Linked DNA regions of Homo sapiens: regions 1 and 2 are each linked to region 3. The links are chromatin contacts, found by Hi-C or POLR2A ChIA-PET in ENCODE. All regions are on one chromosome and are shown on one strand. The core of a region is the stretch at or near the end of the contact, and the rest is flanking DNA. Distances in the headings are between cores, read along the strand shown. Region 1 holds the start of PRKAR2A (protein kinase cAMP-dependent type II regulatory subunit alpha). Region 2 holds the start of SLC26A6 (solute carrier family 26 member 6). Region 3 holds the start of USP19 (ubiquitin specific peptidase 19).

What was found. Hi-C counts contacts between places; a loop is a spot of excess contacts on that map. ChIA-PET counts read pairs that join two places held with the same protein, here RNA polymerase II (POLR2A). Pooled maps may share reads with other maps.
Region 1: a loop to region 3 is called in a pooled map, with 6 times the contacts of the local background. The contact joins the promoter of PRKAR2A here to the promoter of USP19 in region 3. A Hi-C loop is called at or near these places in 7 of 50 pooled maps. POLR2A ChIA-PET finds 5 or more read pairs at or near these places in 2 of 52 experiments (GM12878 and HepG2).
Region 2: a pooled map shows a loop between it and region 3 (22-fold over the local background). The contact joins the promoter of SLC26A6 here to the promoter of USP19 in region 3. A Hi-C loop is called at or near these places in 9 of 50 pooled maps.

What each region holds. Positions count from the first base shown.
Region 1 is chr3:48,845,081-48,849,232 of GRCh38, forward strand. It overlaps PRKAR2A (protein kinase cAMP-dependent type II regulatory subunit alpha), which reads right to left and starts at 2,794. Exons shown (of 11, transcript NM_004157.4): 1 at 2,255-2,794. The coding sequence starts at 2,516. PRKAR2A-AS1 (PRKAR2A antisense RNA 1) reads left to right here and starts at 2,857. Exons shown (of 3, transcript NR_109997.1): 1 at 2,857-2,945; 2 at 3,025-3,328; 3 at 3,907-4,152. RefSeq lists a silencer at 2,607-2,936.
Region 2 is chr3:48,633,904-48,638,293 of GRCh38, forward strand. SLC26A6 (solute carrier family 26 member 6) reads right to left here and starts at 1,558. Exons shown (of 21, transcript NM_022911.3): 1 at 1,468-1,558. The coding sequence starts at 1,490. It overlaps CELSR3 (cadherin EGF LAG seven-pass G-type receptor 3), which reads right to left. Exons shown (of 35, transcript NM_001407.3): 35 at 2,560-4,329. The coding sequence ends at 4,302. RefSeq lists silencers at 997-1,096, 1,487-1,766.
Region 3 is chr3:49,119,567-49,123,497 of GRCh38, forward strand. It overlaps USP19 (ubiquitin specific peptidase 19), which reads right to left and starts at 1,257. Exons shown (of 27, transcript NM_001199161.2): 1 at 1,190-1,257. It overlaps LAMB2 (laminin subunit beta 2), which reads right to left. Exons shown (of 32, transcript NM_002292.4): 25 at 3,881-3,931; 26 at 3,566-3,807; 27 at 3,138-3,486; 28 at 2,597-2,804; 29 at 2,378-2,519; 30 at 2,118-2,294; 31 at 1,867-2,026; 32 at 1,548-1,796. The coding sequence ends at 1,660. RefSeq lists enhancers at 556-1,545, 1,546-2,534 and a silencer at 1,118-1,437.

The sequences.
Region 1 (4,152 bases), core at 1,544-4,043, 270 kb before region 3:
TTTGTGATTTACAGAGATGACAGTGAAACAAACCTGAAATAAAGCTTTTAAAAACAAATTTGTCCCTGGAAGATTGTTGTCACTGTCCTCAACTTAAAGATAAGAAAATCTGAGATCAAACAGGTTTGAGAATTTGTCCAAGACCACAAAGCAAACCTGTGGCAGAGTTTAGAAAATAATTTCTGATTTCCCAAAAACCCATGATGTAATGTGCAATAAATCAAGGGAAACCCAGAAGAGCCCTTGTTACTCCTTTAGCATGAATACACTTAGGGAGATTGCCCAGTGCACTGAAGCTTGTGACCTCCCACAGCAATGACCGTTAATTAACTCCTTCCCTGCCGTGACTTGAATACTGGGCCAGACCAGATACAACTCAGAACTAGTTTTGTGTGTGTGTGATCTAATAACACTAAGATCCTAACTTGGCCTCTCAAATGGTTTCATTGTTTTGTTAAATTTTAGTTGTTCAAAAGTAGGCCAATTCTACTGTTAAATTGACAAAGCATATGTTGAAGCAACCAAGGAAACTGTAATAGCTTCTTAACACTCTTGCGTAGATCAGATGTAGAAAGTGTTATTTTGGACAGGAGCAGTAGCTCATGCCTGTAATCCTAGCACTTTGGGAGGCCAAGGCAGGAGCATTACTTGAGGCCAGGAGTTCAAGACCAGCCTGGGCAACACAGGGAGACCCCGTCTCTATAAAACACTTAAAATTAGTAAGGCATGGTGGCACATGCCCTTAGTCCCAGCTACTTGGGAGGCCCAGGTGGGAGGATACCTTGAGCTTGTGAGGTTGGGGTTGCAGTGAGCCCTGATTGTGCCACTACACCCCAGCCTGGGTGACAGAGCGAGATCCTGACTTTAAAAAAAAAAAAAGGTGTGATGATCTTGGATCACCAAATCTGTGAGGGGAGGGACAGTCTCCAACTTGTTTCCTGCTCGGTCCTTATTGCGTACTCTTGGAGTTTATTGCAAACTCTTGGAGAAGGTTTACTATTACTAAATGATAAATCCTGACACAGCAAGTAGAGCCAATGAAGCTGCTCTCCTGATCTCAGTCTCTGCTGGGATCCTTTCCTTTAAAGCTACAACCCACCCACTAAACAAGAATATAGTTACTGGGTTTTTCCTTTTTCTTTTTTTTTTTTTTTGAGACGGAGTTCGCTCTGTCGCCCAGGCTGGAGTGCAGTGGCATGATCTTGGCTCACTGCAACCTCCGCCTCCCAGGTTCAAGCGATTCTCCCTGCCTCAGCCTCCCAAGTAGCTGGGACTACAGACGCCCGCCACCACGCCCGGCTAATTTTTGTATTTTTAGTAGAGACGGGGTTTCGCCATGTTGGCCAGGCTGGTCTCGAACTCCTGACCTCAGGTGATCCACCCGCCTCGGCCTCCCAAAGTGCTGGGACTACAGGCGTGACCCACCACGCCCGGCCAGGTTTTTCGTTTTCAAAAATGAGGTAGGGTGTCTATTTTGCCCAGGCTGGTCTCGAACTCTTGGATTCAAGCGATATTTCCTCCTCAGCCTCCAGAGTAGCTGGTATAGACTATAGGGGCCCACTGCCCCGGCCGGCAAGATAATTATTTACTCTCACCAAATTTGATTCAATCGTTTTGGCCAAGTTTTTAAAAATAGGAATATTCCCAGGGACCATGTTTGAAGAAATACAAACTCAAGTAAGCAGAGGTGAAATGACCTGAGAGATTTGCTTTAATACACTTCGGCAAAGAAAGAAAAAAGGTATGGATGAAACTTTGTGACAAACGCAACTGTTAAATGTAGGTGATGGCATATAGGGATTCATCTCACCTTTCCTCTTTTGTCTATGCTTAAAAGTTTTCACAGTAACTTTTCAAAAAAAATTATTATTTCCAAACAAACTTACTGTCCTATCAATTAAACACAAGTCACTGGATGAGAACGCTGTTGTCTTCGAAGCCAAAACTGGTGAAGGGTCTTAAGCAAAGGCGAGGGATCCTCTAGCAGGGCCGACAGCGCGCACGTTTCCTTCAAGGCTGGATCTGACAAATCACTCGGTGCGCTCTAGGGCTCGCAGGATCGCGGAGCTCAATTTGGAAGTGGCGCACGCGGGCTCACGCCGGTGTCTCAGGGAAACGCTAGAAACGCGGCTACAGAGCTCCCAATCCCAGCCTGCGGTCGGCTTGGCTGCGGCGCGACACCTGGCTCCCTGCCACCCCTCTAGACCTCTGGAGACCTCCTGCACCACTCCCCAGGGCCCCGCCCACAGCCTACCTTCCAAGTCCTCGTCCTCCTCCGACTCGCTGTCCCCTTTGGCGTCGGCGACACGGTCCGGGCCGGGTTCTGGCGGGGGGTGGCCCAGGCTCTGGCGTGGGGTGGCGGCGGGCAGGACTGAGGCTGGGGCGCGGGCCTCGCGCAGGCGGGTGAAGTACTCCACTGCGAATTCGACGAGGTCAGGCGGCTGCTGTCGCAGCACCTCCACCGTGTAGCCCTGCAGCAGCTCCGTGAGCCCCGGCGGGATCTGGATGTGGCTCATGCCGGCGGCGGCCGAAGGGATAGACGGGTTGGGCCGCCGGCGGCCACTGTCTCCGCGCTCACTCACGCCGGCCTTTCGCTCCGCGCCCGCGAGGTCTCTTCGCGCACGGCCCCGGCTCACGTCGCGCCGCTCTTTGGCCGGCTCTGCGTTTCCGGGCCGCGCAACCCTACGCTACCACGGCCGACCTGGCACCGCCGCCGCTGTCACTGGGCAGCCGCCGCCGCCGCGGGGACCGACGGGCAGGCGAGCTGGACGGGCGGGGCAGGCGTCCTGGTTGTGACGCACGCCACCGCGGGCGTGCGCGTCCCCGCTTAGCACCGGCCCTCAGTGCGCTTGCGCCACTAGATGACCCGCCCCCTCGGGCTGTCGGGGGGTCGAGACAGTGGAGTGTTCCTGATGCCAGCTCACGGAGGGAATCCAGGGAATTAGGTAATGAACGGTCTACCCATGAAGGGGACCGATTAGTGCCTCTCGCCTGGTCCTGAAGACCTTTAAATTATTCTTTCAGCTGATGCCAAGAGCCTCTTTTTGGCCAGCACTTACTAAGCACCAGAGACACAGCGAGAAGCAGAAGCATACGAGCACATCAGTGTGATTCTGCTGTGATGAAGGGCAAGAGAGGGCTCACTTTCCGGCGTGACATTCAAGCTAGCCCCGAGGCCTGAGCAGGACCCGCCCAGGGGAAGATCTGGAGGAAAGCCATCTGAACATACAACAAGAGCAAAGGCCTGGTGGAGTCAAGACCACCTTGGCTGCCAGGTGGAATGGTGGAATAACTCAGGAGTCTGTCAGGTCTCTGAGATGTCAAACGGGTAAGGCCTTGTAGGAAGTAGGCGTTTGAATGAGATCATAATTTGAGAGCCACAGACAGAAAAATAAATTTGAAAGAGTTCACTCAGCCAAATGTGTACAGTGAGAAAGGGAAATAAGGCCAAAAGCAGCAAAGACCTCTGTGCCTGTTCCTCCTGGAGCACTTTCACCAGGGTCCCCAGATCTAGGTCTGCCCATTCCTCTCCCCACATTCTACACTGGGCCCTAGGTCAACACTGCTTGATGAAGTTGAGCAGACCACAGGCATTGTTATCCTTTGCCCCTGGGAAGATGGTATAGGTGAACTGTAGAGGCCAGACTATTTCCCAAATTGCCCTCCTCCTCCTACCAAACTGGAAGGGTATTGAAAAAGGTGGAGACCTTCCTGGGATGTCCAGTCTACAGCCTACGTGCTAACCAAAGGCCCACTGGGCATAGAGCAGAGTCCCCCTCTCCTTACAGGCCTAGCCAGGAAGAGAGTAGCTGTAGGTTTGGGAACCTGAGGGCATTTGGGATGCTTAAACACCGCCTGGTAATTACTCAGTATTAATTAAAATCCTCCCTATCACCTCCCATACAGGCTTGGCACACACCCAGGAGCTCAATGCTGCTGGGAGCTGAGCAGCTGGGAGCAAGGAGCCCTCATCCCCACTGATGAAGAGGCCAGCCCAGGTTCTAGGCTAAGCAGGCCTGTGATTATAAACAGCAGTGTCTCCCTGGACAAGTTTCTTGACCCTGAGAAGAATGTTAGACCATCAACTTTGTGAGGGGACAGGCAGTCTCCAACTTTTTTCCTGCTCAGTCCTTATTGCATACTCTTGGAGAA
Region 2 (4,390 bases), core at 308-2,807, 490 kb before region 3:
CGAGATGTGGCAGCCCAGTGCTGAGTGTTCTACCAGTCCAGGTCCCAGGCTGCTCCCTCCCCCACCCAGTCCCTCTCCAGTCCCCAGGTCCTCCTCCAGCTGCCCCGGGAGCCCACTGCTGGCTGAGAGCACACTCAGGGAAGGGGTCCAGCAAACCAGGGGTCCAGCTCCTCAAGCAACTCCTTTCCCAAGCCTCAGGCCTCAGATGAGACCCTCCCCTCTAAGGGAAGGAAAGTGTTGGAGCCAAGCTTGCCCCTGGGCCTCCAGCCCCAGGGTCCAGGTTGTAGACGGCTCAGGCCTGTTATGGGGAAGCCAAGGACTGGCTCTCACCTGAGAAGGAGCTTGCTCTTGGAGTGGCAATCTCTCACCTAGAGGGAGAGGCTCCCACATGGAAAGGGAAGTACCCACTTGAAGTGGGGGAAAGAGCTCACCTGGGAATAGAAGCTTTCAAGGGGAATCTCACCTAGAGGGATCTCTGACCTACCAGGGAATCTTTATCAGCCTGGCAAGTTCTGATACAGGGGGAATCTTCCCTCTGCCCAGAGGCACCTACTTGAAGTCAGAGAAAGATCTCACATGGGAAGAAAAGACCTAGAGGGAGAGGGTTCTCACCTGGGGGGTACTCTCCCATAGAGAAAGCTCTGACCTCGGGCGAGGCTCCCACGTGGAATGGGGAAAAGCTGTCACCTGGGAATAGATCTCACAGAAGGATCTTACCTGGGGGAAAACTCTAGCCTGTTGGGGAAGCTTTCACCAGTCAGGAAAGTTCTGATCTAGGAAAAGCCCTGACCTGGGGAGAGGATCCCATTTGAGGGACAGGAACTCACCTGGGAAGCGCCTCTAACCTGGCTGTACTGTTGGAGGAGTGTGGAGTGGGTGCAAGGAAGATCCTCAGAGACTCTTGGGACCGCTATCTCAAGGAGATCGTAGAGCCCCCTCTCCTTTCCTACGTGAGTCACTCAGGTCTTCTTAAAGGGCTCCCTCCCCCGACAACTTGGGACCCGCGTTTGGAGGGCGGAGCCTTGATCATTGGCCCCTCCCTGTAGGAAGGCAACTGGGGCCAGAAAGGCCGGAGCGCTCACTCCGGGATCAGTGGAGCTGGGTGGACTCGGGACTCAGCTGAAAGCAGCTAGTCCACGGGCCGCTGCCAGGGACTCCCGTGCCCCACGCACCCCCGCCGGCACATCTCCTGGCCGGGCTCCTCCGCACGCAGCTGCCTCCCTGTGGCCCGGGATGGCCCTCGGGCGTCACACCAGCGGCTTTCCGCACAGCCCAAGGGACTGGGGTCGCGCCGGCTCCCGCCCCCACCCCTTGCTGCAGAGGGGCAGCCGCCTGCAGAAAATCAGCAGAGGTAAACCGAGGCGTCGCAAGCGGAGAATGCCTGCTCCAGCGAGGCGTCGCAAGCGGAGAATGCCTGCTCCAGCGAGGCGCTCGCGCGGGGCCACCGGGAATGTGCGCTGAACTCACCCCGACGCATCCGCCAGCCCCATGGCTCGCAAGTTGTCCGGTGCGGGCTGCTCCTGCTGCTCGAGCTAGAGGCCGCTACGCTCCGGAAGGCGGCGCCGGGACCGGGTGAGGCCAGCTGCGCTCTCCCGGGGGCTAATCCCGGGGCAGGACGGGGAGGCTTGGGCCAATCAGCGCGCTGGGGCGGGGCCTAAGTGGCGCGCGCCGGGCGGGGAGAGACTGGAGAAGGAGGATTTAACCGCTTCCTCCCCGGCGACCTGGCCTATGAGGCCTCTCGCTGCTCGCCCGGCCCTCTGCCCGGAGCTGGATGGGACTGCAGAACTGGAACTAAGCACCCGCGCCGGGCTGGCCGCAGTCGCGCCCCCAGGCCCTGAGTAGGTTGGAGCTGATCCCAGGTCCTGGCTCGGCGGAAGGTGCTCACGGAGTGGGAAAAGGAAACTCCACTGGCCGGTGACCCCAGCCTTAACTCGTAGGGGATCCAGGTCTGTGGGGCCTCTCTTGCCTTCAGCTGAGAGCGCCACCCGCAGGCTTTCTGCGACTACGCATCTCTTTGAGACCCGGAGCCAACGGTCCCCAAGTCCTCCCCTTTAACTCTGGCCACCCAGGCCAGAAATGGTTGGAGGATCCCCTCCGCTGCACTAAGCACAGCCCGGACGTAGCTCCCAGAAGGTTACTGCGCGGGCCGCCGAGGAGAATGGTGGGGGTCAGTGCTGTTGGGTGGGCGTCAGTGCTGTTGGGTGGGCAAGGCAGGAACTGCAAGAGCAGTTCCTCAGGTTGGTTTCACCGCAGGTGAGGGCAAAAAATGCCGGGTCAGGGCTGCAGACCCTGAAGAATTAGGAAGTCCTGTTGCCGTTGCCTTGACCAGCGGGGAGGTTTTCCTTAGCACCTTATTTTCAGCACCTGTGCTCCAACATCAGGCCCCAATTACAAAGTGAGGGGCCAGATTTCAAGGTGAAAGAGATCTGCCATGAAATGGGCTAAAAATAGCTGGATATTCTTGGGAGGGGCTCAGATTCCTCCCAAAGGTCAGTCTGGCTTGAATCATTCACAGCTTCCATCCTACCTCCCCAGCCCCCAACAGGAAAAGGCAACAACTGTTTTCTATAGAAGTTTATTCCCAAAACAGAGCGCGGCTTCACGGAACAATTTACACAGACAGGAAAGAGGGCCGCTGGGCTGGAGGAGGGGAACCCCAGAGAGGGGCATCTACGAAACCTAGGACATAGTAAAGACACCCTCCCACCCCCAGCAGGCCACTCAGCCCTTCAAGAGCTGGGGTCCTTCTCGGTAAGGAGAGTTTGGGTCCTGGCTGGTGGGATTTAGCTCCAGTCAGGGAAGTAGAATTTCTAATCTCCCAGGAAGCTGCTTCCCAAGAGTATGCATGGGGTGGTGGGTGAGGAGGTGTCTGCACAGACCACCCCCCAGCCCTGCACAGCCACTCTCCCCCGTGGTTAGAGGACGCCTACTCTCAAGGTCTTCTGGATCTGCTGTTAAACGGGACTCAAGGCTGACCTTCGGCCTGGGAGACCTGGGGGTTAGAAAACCCCTCAAGATGGCCAGGTCAGGGTCCTCACAGGTGGGTCCTCCAAGTCCCTCTCCCACTTTCCCTACCTTTCACTTGGAAACAAAGGAAAAAAAATTATCTACTGTAAACAAAGTGTAAAACTCAAAGTTTTGAGTTGTAAACAAAGTAAAAACATTTTTTGAATCTGGACTTGTAAACAGTAACAAAATTTTAAAGTCTTCAGTTCTGGACAGCAGACAAAATAGCAAAAGTAAGAGTTTTGTGAACAGGGTCGTAACAGTCATTTTTCCCTTTTTAAGGGAATAAAGGAGGAGTGGAACGGAGTCACTTCCTGCAGCCCAGGTGCCTAGGGCCACGGAGGATCCTGTAAACATAGGAGGCAGTGGCACCTACATTCTGGGTCTTGAATTCCCTTGTTTCTGCTCCCTTTGCTCACCTTCCCACCCTACCCTTCGGAATCAATTCAAGCAGGGGGCAGTGTCAGGGAATCAAATGGCACCACAGACAACTTTTGCTTGCTGCAGGGGCAGGTGAATGACCCCTCCACCGACCCTCTGCAGGAATGTCTGACTAGAGGCCCGAGCCCCTCCCCGTGGGAGACAGGGAAGCCTTGCTCTGTAAACACGACATCAGCTGCTCCACCAGCACCCCACAGCATCAGTCCTAGGTCATAAGGCAGTAAGTGGCAGGGACTCCACATAATAAACACACACATCCACCAGGAGGGGCGGTATGAGCAAGCCCCCATGAGGAAGTCAGAGGACCCCTGTTTCCAAGACCAACCCCCAGCCCCAGAAGTTTGGCCTTTGGAGCATTCAATAAAAAGCAAAGAACAATTCTGTACTTTGGGCCCCTGACGATACTCAGATCAACTTGGGGGTGGAATAGGGGGAGGAAGGCATGTGTCCCACCCATCTGAGTCCACCCCAGGAAGGAGAGAGAGATGAGCATAGGGTTTGCTCAGGACCCAAATGGGGTCAAACTGCATCTCTCCCTCTATCTCCCTCCCCCTCCCAGCCCAGCCTCAAACCCCCCAGGAGACAGAAAAGCTGAAAAATAACATAAGCATCTCTCTGGTTACAAAGGTACAAAACGTATAAAAGTCTCCCTCCAGTCCCCCGTCTCTGCACCTGTCACACGCATGCTCACAGATGCACATGGAGCCTCAGCCCTGCCACACCAGGTAGAGCTGGGGCACCCACCACTGGGGAGCAGGAGGCTGCCTTGGGATCTGCCCCCACTCCTGGAGTCTCTCCTGTTAGCCTAGATCCTCTGTCGCCCTCAGCTGTTCCTCGTCCACGCCGTCATCCCCTCAGGAGTGACCCTCACTTCTGGGAACTCTGGAGGCACATGAGGAAATCAGAGGTTGATGCCCAGAGGACTCCGAGTCAGGCGGCTCTG
Region 3 (3,931 bases), core at 7-2,506:
TCCACCAATCTGGAGAGGAGCCACGGCTCCAGCCCACAGGGCTGGCACTCCGAGCAGGGTGCTCACTTTTCCTTCACTCTCACTGGCTGCTTAGTCACCACTGGAGAAATAGAAGGTGGAGGAGGAAGGCAGGACAGGAGACAAGCCGCAGGAGAACCAGGCTCTGTGGCTGTAAACAGGCTCAACCCAGGTTCTACCATTGCCCAGAAAAAGTCCTGGGGCTAAGGCACTCCACCTGCCTCCTGCCAGCTCCCACCCTTGGCAAGAACCTGCTCCTATGTACTGCTTGGTCCTTCTTCATTTCAAGAGAAAGTCCTCTCCCCAGCTGCTGTCCCAAGCAGAAAGGGACTGAAAAGTGTATCTAGATGTCACGCTACCTCTTCAGCAGCAACCCTGCTCCAGTACTAAGGCAGGATGGGCATCCAGTTTGAGACTGGAACAGAAATTATCACCTTCCTTCCCAGATGCCTTCACTCATGAGCTCTGAGCCACAAGGACCACTACAGTTTCCCACAGACCCACCAGTGGATTCTGGACTGTTTCCTCCTCCAAAATGAAGGTCTTGAAACTAGATACTGAGATGAGGCTGGGGAGGACCACAGATCCAGGACTCCTGGCAGCCTCAAGCCTGGCCTGAACCAGTAGCAGGACAGATAATGACTAGTCTGTGTTCCCCTAAGTGTGTAAAGGAGGAAGGAGGGATGGCAGGATACCCTTCTACAGGTCAGATGTGGTACTGGTGGGCTGGATCTTTAATGACACCTGCCACCGGCGCCTCCTTCTTGCACCCAGGCCCCAGCCGAAGGTCGCGTCCCTCCCCCATGCCCCAGGGACGTCGAGGCGGGTAAGGGGCTGTTTAGAGACCCGAGCCGGCCTGAAATGGCAGCGCGGGGTTACTGACCACAGATCAGCGCCCCGGTCGAGCTGCGACCCAGCTTCAGCCTCTGAACCCCGAGCCCGCCACCACCTCTCCCACGAAGTTGCCCTCGCTGGCCGCCAGTCCTCTCCCAGGTGGGAGGCTGGCCACAGGCATAGCGTAACGGCCCTGCCGGCATCAGTGGGCTGGCACGCTGCGGGGCACTAGGGGTAGGGACTGGCACGGCCCGTGACCTTGAACAGGCCGCCGCGGCCGCGCGTTGCGGCCTCCCCGCTGCGGCCAAGCCAGCGAGTTGCAGCCTGCTCCACTCACCGAGCGAGACCGCCGCAGCCAGCCCTCTTCGGGCCCTGGCAACCCGCTCTCCGTTCCGGTTCCGGCGCAGGTCGGTTCCGGTTCCGGCGCGCCCCTCCCCCGTCCCGGCGCCGCCGCCACCGCCTTAGCGGCTTGTTTTGTTTCGACTTCTAGCTAAGGCCGAGGGAGGCGGAGCGCCAAGCTGGTGACGCACTTCCGGCGGGAATGGGCTCGGAGCGACCCGCAGCTCCGGGGCGGGCCCGAGCGGAAGGAGGCGGTGCTCGGGTGGCTTAGCGGTGCATGGGTTCTGCTGGGGGCAACCTCGAGGTTCCCCTGGAGACTCCCCCGCCCGCCCCAAATCAGAGTCCAGACAACACAGTGGGGGTTCACACTGGTTTATTGGGGGCCCTGCCGGGCCAAGAGCTCTTCAGTGCATAGGCAGACATGCATGTGGGGCAGTGCTAGGAACTGGGGTAGGCCTTGGGCAGGGGTCACTGGCAGGTGTTGTAGATCTGCACCTGCAAGTTGATGGCTTGAAGCACGCTGCGCATCCTGGCCTCCAACCCGTCCAACTGGGCTGCCTTACTCTCCAGTGCCCGCTCATTTTCCTCATAGGTGCCTTCCAATTCTAGGAAGGGCAGGTGTCAGTTTAGGGGGGGTTTCCCGCAGTCTTGTGTCTCTGGTGCCCCATTTCTTACCCTGTAGCCGCTGCAGCTTGTCCTGAGCGGCTTGCAACAGGTCCCGAGCCTCATCCCGCAGTTGTTCTGCCCTTGCCTGTGCAGCCAGCACACCTTGGGCCTTGCGCTCAGCTAGGGCCTTCACCGTCTGGTACTGATCACCCAGAGGACCGCGTAGCAGCTGCAGATGTAGAGGGTTAGGTTAGCGTGGTAGCTCAGTGGAGGCCCATCTTCCACCCCTACCTTCTCCAGCTGGCTCTGCCTCAACCCACCTGCTCAGCCTCCTGGGCACGACCCTGGGCACTGCCTGCCGTTTCTTCTGCTGTAGAGGCTGCCAGACTATTTCCTGCCCGTTTCAATTTCAGAGCCTCCAGGAGAGCATCCAACTGCCGAGCCCTTTCACCTGCAGAGCTCAGTGCCCGCTCTGCACCTGCCATCCTCTCCTGTACCTGCCATGGGTGAGCCAAAGGTTACACAGATCTACGGTTCATGCCCATAACCTTGTCCCACTGATGTCCTAGGAAGACCTCACCTGGTACAGGGTCTGCTCTGTGTCCCGTGTGTCAGCCACTGCCCCCCGGATGGCACCCTGGGCAATACCCTGTGCCCGCTGGGCCTCCTCCAGTGCTGCCTGTACTGTCTCTGCCTTCTGTTTCTCATCCTCAGCCCAGCTCCTGGGGAGAAGGGGGAATCAGAACCTGGAGGTATCAAAACCAGGTGTCAGGGATAGGGGCCAGGGATGGGGTCAGACCTTGCCCGCCGTGCATCCTGCAGTAGCTGCTCGGCACGACGCACATCTCCTACAGTACGTGCCAGGATCGCATCCACATCTGCCAGGCTCCGGACTCGCTCTGCAATCGCACCCGCCAGGTGCTGGATCTGCTCAGCTGAAGCTGGGATGGAGAGCTCTAGCACCCGTGTGGCCACCATTTCAATGCTATCAGGATCAGCCCCCTCCTCTATAGGGACACAGCAAGAACTTAAGAACATAGATTCTCCAGCATGGGCATGAGGATACAGTTTTGGGGTATGGACTCAGGACATGTACATGGGATAGGGGTTTGTTACCAGGCATAAGGATATAATCACAAGGACAGGGACTATACAAGGGGCTCAGACTCAAGAACATGGACCTGGGACCACATATGGGCAATAACTCAGGAGCCAGTCAAGGGATCATAAACACTAATCCAGTGTAGTCCCTGAGGCTCAAGTATGAACCAAGGGAGATACAGACACCGGGAGTTGCCAAAGGGGACAACCACATGGCCTGGGACACGTGGGAGGCTCACGGTTGAGGAAGTCCTTCACACTCTGGATAAGTTCTTGAAGTTCCTGGTTGGCCTGTTCCACCTGTCCCCTGGAAGCATTAGCCTTGTCCAGGGCTGCCTGGGCCCGCTGCTGTGCCTCGCTTGCCTGCCGACGAGTCTCAGCCACTCTGCTGAGGATGCTACCACCTTCTGCCAGTGCCCGCTGCAGCTCTGCCTGTGTGTGCCGGGCCCGGCCCAGTGCTAGGTCTGCTGTAGCCGCTGCCCCATTGCAGCTGAGGCCCCCACAGCGCGGCTGCCCATCCTCATCTCGACAGCCGGCACCCCCACAAGGGCTTGTAGCACAGGGTGCATCCCCTGGTGCCCCACACACCTGCCAGGCACAGAACAAGTCAGGGCCCTGTGAGAGGAACATCTACACCCACCTGCCCCACCCAACACTTCAACCTCACCAGCTCATTTATGTCTGTCAGGCTCAGGGTGTGGGTATGGGCAGAGAGCTTGCCAAGTGCCCGCTGGTTGGCCATGTGTTTGCTGTTGAAGTCCTCCTTCTGAGCATCCATCAGTGCCTCTGTCCGATGCCGAGCACTTGCCGAGTTGCTCACAGGGCTAGGTACTGCCAGGGCTGAGGTATTGGCACGACGTTCTGCCTCTGCAGACTGGCTATGGGCATGCCGGATGCTGTCATAGGCACCTAAATTGGGCAGAGGCAGACAGTCAGCTGAAGACTGACCCTGGTCCACCTGCCTAGTTGGCTAACAACTCACCCAGGAAGTTTGAATGTTTGAGCAAGTCAAGATGCTGGTCGAGCTGCCGCA